Linked DNA regions of Homo sapiens: all the other regions are linked to region 1. A link is an interaction called in ENCODE POLR2A ChIA-PET data of the cell type or tissue named here. Cell type or tissue: A673. All regions are shown on one strand.

Region 1 (2,500 bases):
CCAGATAGGACATGAACATCCATTTATAATTTTTATTCTGATCCAGTAGTCCTCAGAGCATGGTTCTAGAAACCAGCAGTGTGTCACCTGGGCAGTTGTTAGAAATGCAGATTCTTCAACCTTACCTCAAACCTTCTGACTCAGAAACTGTAGGGGGTGGAGCTCAAACTGTTATAACCGTTCCTCCAAATGGTTTGCATACAGACTAAAATTTGAGAAACACTGCTTTAATTCATCTTTTTTTCCAACTATACAAGTACTGCCTTAGTTCACCCTCTTTTCTATTTGTCTAGGCTTGTGCTAAGCAAGAATAGAAATAAATTTATCGGCCGGGCGCGGTGGCTCACGCCTGTATTCCCAGCACTTTGGGAGGCCGAGGCAGGTGGATCACGAGGTCAGGAGACGAGACCATCCTGGCTAACACGGTGAAACCCTGTCTCTACTAAAAATACAAAAAAATTAGCCGGGCATGGTGGCCGGTGCACAGGCACCGGCCTGGCACCAGGCCCAGGCTGAGGCAGGAGAATGGCGTGAACCCGGGAGGCGGAGCTTGCAGTGAGCCGGAGATCGTGCCAGGGCACTCCAGCCTGGGCGACAGAGCAAGACTCTGTCTCAAAAAAAAAAAAAAAAAAGAAAAGAAATTTATCACTGATAAATGCTTTACAATGATACTTAATAGTGTTTTTACTGGTTCCTTGCTTTTAATGGTATTCAATTCAGAGTCTTATATTGCAGTCATAGTGTAACTTTTTTTTTTTTTTTTTTTTTGAGACGGAGTCTCGCTGTGATATCTCCCTGACATTGTATTTAAAAAAACCTGTGTGTTATAGAAGGTTATATAGGGAAATAAAAGACCTAGTCCCTTAACCACAGGTAGTTTGAGAGGCTCTGTGCTAGACCATTTGGTCAGAATGACCTCTTAATAAAACTATTCGATATACATGACTGGCTGTGACGGAGTTTGTAGATAAGGATCCAAGACCATTTCAAGATTCTAGGCAAATGGCCCAGATAGCTTACAACCTGTAGCTGAAAGCACTGCCCTTTAAGTTGTTCCTCATCCCTGTGGTTATAGCTGTGAAGTTGCCACTTATTTTCAGCCCTGGATATTTGAGTGAGTAAGAATTAAATGAATTAAATTTGATAATGTAAGTAAGTAAATAATACTTGAGTATTTAATAAATGACAGCTCTTTTATTCCTTTATATTTTTCTGAATTTATTTTATTTTCAGGCTTAATAATTGCCTCCAGTTTTACATTTTTTCCCCTTTAATTTTTTATTACAGAATTGAAGATGTTCCTGCTCCTTCTACATCTGCAGATAAAGTGGAGAGGTAAGATTATTTACATGGTAGTTAGATTCGTATCAGAAACATAAACTAAGAGCAATATAACTTTAAAGTTATTTTTATTTTTTAATTAATTTATTTTTGATAGAGGCAAGGTGTCGCTTTGTTGCTCAGGCCGAAGTGCAGTGTGCAATCAGGGCTCACTACAACCTTGAACTCCTGGGCTCAAGCAATCTTCCCACTTCAACCTCCTGAGTAGCTAGGACTATAGGCACATGCCACTACACTTCGCTCATTTTTAAATTTTTTGGAGAGATGGGGTCTTGCTATGTTGCCAAGGCTGGTCTCAAACTCCTAGCCTCAAGCATTCCTCCCTGCCTAAGCCTTTCAAAGTGTAGGATTATAGGTGTGAACTACCAGGCCCGTCTCACCTCCTCCCCCTGTAACGTTTCCATCTTGATATGGCTATGGTTTTTTGTTTTTCTTTATCTCAGATCTACACCCGTAGTGACTATGTTTCTTAATCAGAGGTGGGCATAATAATTAACTAAAAAGCTTACCCAAAAGGTAGATGGTAGGTTACATCCCTAGAGATTTCTTGTTTCATTTTTTAGAGACAGGGTCTTGCTCTGTTGCCCAAGCTGGAGTTCAGTGATGTTATCATAGCTCACCACCACCTCGAACTCCCGGGCTAAAGGGATTCTTCTGCCTCAGCCTCCTGAGTAGCTGGGACTGTAGGCATGCACCACCACATCTGGCTAATTATTTTATTTATTTTTTAGACTGAGTTTCACTCTTGTCGCCCAGGCTGGAGTGCAGTGGCGCAATCTTGGCTCACTGCAACATCTGCCTCCTGGGTTCAAGCAATTCTGCCTCAGTCTCACAAGTAGCTGGGATTACAGGCGGGTGCCACTACACCCAGCTAATTTTTCTATTTTTAGTAGAGATGGGGTTTCACCATGTTGGCCAGGTTGGTCTTGAACTCCCGACCTCAGGTGATCTGCCCGCCTTGGCCTCCCAAAGTGTTGGGATTACAGGCGTGAGCCACTGTGCCCACCCGAATTATATTTTTCGAAGCGGAGTCTTGCTTTGTTGGCCAGGGTGGTCTCCAACCTGGGCTCAAGCAATCCCCCTGCCTTGGCTTCCCTAAGTGTTGGGATTACCAGCCTGATCTACCATGCCCAGCTGATTTTATTTGTTGAGCTTGAGA
Region 2 (2,500 bases), 280 kb after region 1:
CAAGCTCAAGTGATCTTCCCACCTCAGCCCCCTGAGTAGCTGGGACTGCTGGCACATGCCAATATGCCCAGCTATTTTTTGTAGTTTTTGTAGAGATGGGGTTTCACCATGTTGCCCAGTCTGGTCTCGAACTCCTGAGCTCAAGCAATCCTCTCGCCTCGGCATCCCAAAGTGCTGGGATTACAGGTGTGAGCCACTGTGACTGGTCTAAAGTATTTTCATGTACGTTACTTTATTTGACTTTTACAACTGCTGTATCTAAGCCTTTGAGGTAGATGGAATCCCAGGTCACACAGTTACATGTTTTTGAGCCACGACAGAAGCCTAGTTTTCCAAACTTTAAATTTTGTGTTCTTGACCAGGCATGGTGGCTCACGCCTATAATCCCAGCGCTTTGGGAGGCGGAGGCAAGTGGATCACGAGGTCAGGAGATAATGTTCCTTTTAAGACTAGATAGTAAATGATATTAACATAGATTTTCTTCCTCGGTAATATTTTTCTCTTCTTAAAGCATTCCGACTCTCCATGGAGTAACTACCAGCCAGGAGACTGTCAGTAAATAATATGTGATAATAGAGCATATTCTTCCCCTAGTAAAGCTTCTTGCTGAAATTATTGCAATTGATAGTTTTCATCAATGCAACTCCAAACTGGTAGGCAGGACCCTATTGTCTTATAATTGCCTTATAATGATGATAACAATAATAGTATGAACCATTTACTTACTTGATGGATTCATAGATTTATTCATCCAGTATTCATTTGTTGCCTACTAGGCTAGGTATTCTGCTGGGTGCCAGGAATGTCCTTGAGAGCAAGACTAATTCCTACTCTCCTGGAGCTAACAGTCAAAGAAAACAGATAATTTAGCAAATAATTATAGTAACCAGTGAAGTAGGTATGATTGAGGAATTAAAGGAATATTTGGATAATATATGGAAGGAGGCTGGGGAAACTGTAGAAAAACTTGCCAGAGGAAACGAAGTTTAAGCTGAAGTCCAGGAATGTATAAAAAGAGATAAAGAAAAGTAATCCAGACCAGGAGAACAGTAAGTGTGAAGACCTGAAGGTGAAAGAAAGCATGGCAAGTCTGAGTCCAAAACTCCAATAAGACTGGAGAATTATGCAAATGATACTGAGGAGGGAGGCAGTCAGAGCCAAGTAGTGCCCTGTAGACTACAGAAAGGATTTTAGACTTTATCCATTGCAGAATTATAAGAGAGAAAGGACACATTTAAAAAAGTTATTTTTGGCCGGGCACGGTGGCTCACGCCTGTAATCCCAGCACTTTGGGCGACCGAGGTAGGTGGATCACCTGGGGTCAGGAGTTCGAGACCAGCCTTACCAACATGGGGAAACCCTGTCTCTACTAAAAATACAAAAATTAGCCGGACGTGGTGGCGCATGCCTGTAATCCCAGCTACTTGGGAGGCTGAGGCAGGAGAATCGCTTGAACCTGGGAGACGGAGGTTGCAGTGAGCCAAGATCGCGCCACTGCACTCCAGCCTGGGTGACAGAACGAGACTTCATCTCAAAAAAATAAAAAGTTATTTTTGACTTCAGTATTTATTTCATTATACCCACAGTTATCACTCAGAAAACAGGTACTATATATGATATTTACATTGATATAACATTAATCAAGGGGGACAAAACTGAATGAAAGGGAGACCAATTAGGAGGATGTTATAGGATGATGGTGGCTTGTGCCCGGGGAAGTAGAAGTGAATTGACAGATTAAAGATAGATATTTTGGAAGTAGAATTGGCCGAGCTTGATGAATAATGGATGTAGAGAGTGAGAGAAAGTGAAAAATGAAGAATGACCCTGGGTTTGGTGGTACCATCATCAAAATAGAGAACAGAGAAGGAGCGAGACTGAGTAGAAAGATCAGCTGAGTTTTAGACATATTAAGGACAAGGTAGTTGTATGTACAACTATAGAGGTCAGCAAAAAGATCTGGGATAGAGATACAAATTTGAGATTGTAAAATATATAGAGAAAGGAGAGTGTACAAGCAGAACTAAAAGGACAGTCCCCATTTAAGGGTCTAAGGTGATGAAGGATGAGCCTGCAAAGATGTTTAAATGGTGTGTTTGCGGGGATAAGAGGAAAAACAAGAGAATGTGGCTTCATGGCAAGAAAAGTCTTCCAGGACAGAAGAGTGAATGATACTATCAGGTGCTGTTGAGCAGTGGAGCCAAAAAAGATAGGTGGACTAAAAATGCAGTGAAGCTTCATTACCCTGGCGTTATACATTACATTGGCAGTGTGCCAAGAATGGTTTAAATGGGCTGGTAAGGTCTAGGGATATTTATAGAGTGTTGAAGAATGAGTAGGAAGTGAGAAATTAGAGACATTGGATGTAGATAACTCATTCAAGAAGTGTGGTTGTGAAGGGAAATAAAATTGATAAGGCAGTATTTGAAGAGGGATGTGTAGTTATTAAGGGAATTTATTTCCTTATCTGAAGCTGGAATAGACTTGAATGTGTTCAGAA
Region 3 (2,500 bases), 560 kb before region 1:
TTTCATTTATTGCTAAAAATTTATAAGTAAAACCTTAGCTACATTCTACAAATTTTGACTTGTGCTTTCATTTTCATATAGTCAAAAGATTTTCTAATTTTCTTGTGATTTTTTTCTTTGCTCCATGAGTAATATACACGTATGTGGTTTAATTTCCAAAAACTTAAGATATTTTAAAATATCTTTTTATTATCGAATTCTAATTGAACTGTGGTTGTCTGAAAAAGATTTTTAGTTCATCTCTCTTTTTTTTAAGAGTCAGGGTCTTGCTCTGTCACCCAGGTTGGAGTGCAGTGTCATGATGGTAGCTTACTGTAGTCTCTTAACTCCTGGGCTTGAGCAGTCCTTCTGCCTTAGCCTCCTGAGTAGCTGGGACTACGGGTGCTTGCCAGTACACCTGGCTAATTTTTAAAATTTTTTGTAAAGACAGGATCTTGCTATGTTGCTCAGGTTAGTCTCAAACTCCTGGTCTCAAGTGATCCTTCTGCCTTGGCCTCCTAAAGTGCTGGGACTACAGGTGTGAGCCACTGCACCTGGCCTCATCTTTGTTTCTGAAATATATTTTCATTGGTATAAAATTCTAGTTTGACAGTTTTTGTTTTTTTTTTTTTTTTGAGACAGAGTCTCACTCTGTCACCCAGGCAGGAGTTCAGTGGTGCAACTCGGCTCACCGCAACCTCTGCTTCCCAGGTTCAAGCGATCCTCGTGCCACAGCCTCCTGAGTAGCTGGGACTACAGGTGTGCACTACCACGCCCAGCTAATTTTTGTATTTTTAGTAGAGACAGGGGTTTCACCATGTTGGCCAGGATGTTCTCAAACTCCTGATCTCAAGTGATCTGCCCGCCTTGGCCTCCTAAAGTGCTAGGATTATAGGTGTGAGCCACCGTGCCTGGCCTGATAATTTTTTTTTTTTTTAAAGTACTTTAAGGGTTTTTTTTCCCACTGTTTTCTGGCTTACATTGTTTCTAATGAGAAATCTGTTCCCATACTTGTTTTTTTGTCCTTTGTAATGTATCTTTTTTACTCTGATTGCTTTTAAGTAGATTTTCTATTATTGGTTTTAAGCATTTTGGTTATGATGTGCCATGGTATAGTTTTCTTCATGTTTATTATGCTTGTGGTTCATTGATTTCCTTAGATCTGTAGTCCTCCTCCTTATCCTGCTTGGAATCTGATACTCCATGCAGGCTACCGCCACTCCCCACTTGACACTCCTCACATGAATGCACATTATCAGATTTGTTTTTTGCCAATAAGATCAGTAAAAAATGTTATCTCAGGCTAATTTTAATTTGTATTTCTAATGTGATACCAGGTATTTTAGTTGTCTAAAAACGATTTGTATCTCCTTTTCTGTGAACTGTCTGATCATATGCTTTGTTCTATTTTTGTATTTGTTTGCTGATCATTTTTATATTAATTTATATGTAACTTTTACCTTTTCTCTAATAAGCATGTATTTTTGGGGGGACAATAAGAAGATACCACATAAAGTTATTTTTAATTAAAAAATAACTTCAAAATCCATGTAGTTTCCTGGTCTAAAATATTCAGGAGCTCATGGTGGCTAGCATTTTATCATAGCTCCTTCTTATATAGGGGCTTACTTTCACTTCTGTTTGTGGTGAAACCTGCATAGCTAACAGGATGTATGTGAGCTTAAAGGCCTGAGAATCACTTTGGACTGCCTATCTTTTACCAGGGCACTGAAAAAAAAATCACCAACTCTTATATCTGTAAGGAGTTCAGCTCTATCTTAGTCATCACTTCATTAGATCTTCCAGTGGCCCTGGGAGGCTGACAGGTCATTGACAATGATCCCCATTTTATAGATTTGAAACTGAGGCGTAGAAAGGTGAAGTGATTTTATCAAACAGAAGGTTAGACTTAGAAGTACCTTAAAGATCATTTAATTTTACATATTTGGTATCCTACAATTAGTAACTAGGGTAAAGTTTTGGCTTGGATCCAGGTGCTTTTTTTTTTTTTGAGACGGAGTCTTGCTCTGTCACCCAGGCTGGAGTGCAGTGGCACGATCTTGGCTCACTGCAAGCTCTGCCTCACGCCATTCTCCTGCCTCAGCCTCCCGAGTAGCTGGGACTACAGGCGCCCGCCACCACGCCCGGCTACTTTTTGTATTTTTAGTAGAGATGGGGTTTCACCATGTTGGCCAGGATGGTCTCGATCTCTTGACCTCGTGATCTCCCGCCTCGGCCTCCCAAAGTGCTGGGATTACAGGCGTAAGCCACCGCGCCTGGCCAGGTGCTCTTTCTAATGGCAGCAATCAAAGTGAGGACCACTATCACTCTAAATGGTCAAGGAGCTTCTCTTTCTCAGGAGACTGCAGGCCAAGCCTTTGACATGCCATGGTTGGGCAGGCAGACGGGTGATGCTGGAGCTTAAGGTCTATCTATGCTCACCTTTGGCAGCAGTCAGCATGGTGGAGGCCAGTTCACACTGCTGTGATTCCAAGTGTCCAAGCGTGAACCAGCGAGGATA

Evidence for each region. ChIA-PET counts read pairs that join two places held together with the same protein. Peaks named below come from ENCODE experiments on the same cell type or tissue, not always from the same donor. Only the 100,000 strongest peaks of a DNase experiment are listed, where the experiment ranks them.
Region 2: POLR2A ChIA-PET joins it to region 1 with 13 read pairs; 11 of 35 experiments call an interaction of 5 or more read pairs at or near these places.
Region 3: POLR2A ChIA-PET joins it to region 1 with 20 read pairs; 2 of 35 experiments call an interaction of 5 or more read pairs at or near these places.

The regions. Positions count from the first base shown.
Region 1 is chr1:45,589,936-45,592,435 of GRCh38, forward strand. NASP (nuclear autoantigenic sperm protein) reads left to right here. Exons shown (of 15, transcript NM_002482.4): 2 at 1,288-1,335. Among named protein-coding and RNA genes, the nearest start is that of NASP, 7.1 kb to the left of the region's middle. RefSeq lists a silencer at 889-1,089. In A673, no CTCF peak of the experiment used is centred here; no DNase peak of the experiment used is centred here; H3K27ac peaks cover 288 bases.
Region 2 is chr1:45,873,913-45,876,412 of GRCh38, forward strand. The region is part of intron 3 of MAST2 (microtubule associated serine/threonine kinase 2); the gene reads left to right. LOC105378694 (a long non-coding RNA gene) reads right to left here. Exons shown (of 5, transcript XR_001738038.2): 4 at 727-841. Among named protein-coding and RNA genes, the nearest start is that of MAST2, 72 kb to the left of the region's middle. In A673, no CTCF peak of the experiment used is centred here; no DNase peak of the experiment used is centred here.
Region 3 is chr1:45,031,891-45,034,390 of GRCh38, forward strand. ZSWIM5 (zinc finger SWIM-type containing 5) reads right to left here. Exons shown (of 14, transcript NM_020883.2): 11 at 2,422-2,500. Among named protein-coding and RNA genes, the nearest start is that of UROD, 21 kb to the left of the region's middle. In A673, no CTCF peak of the experiment used is centred here; no DNase peak of the experiment used is centred here.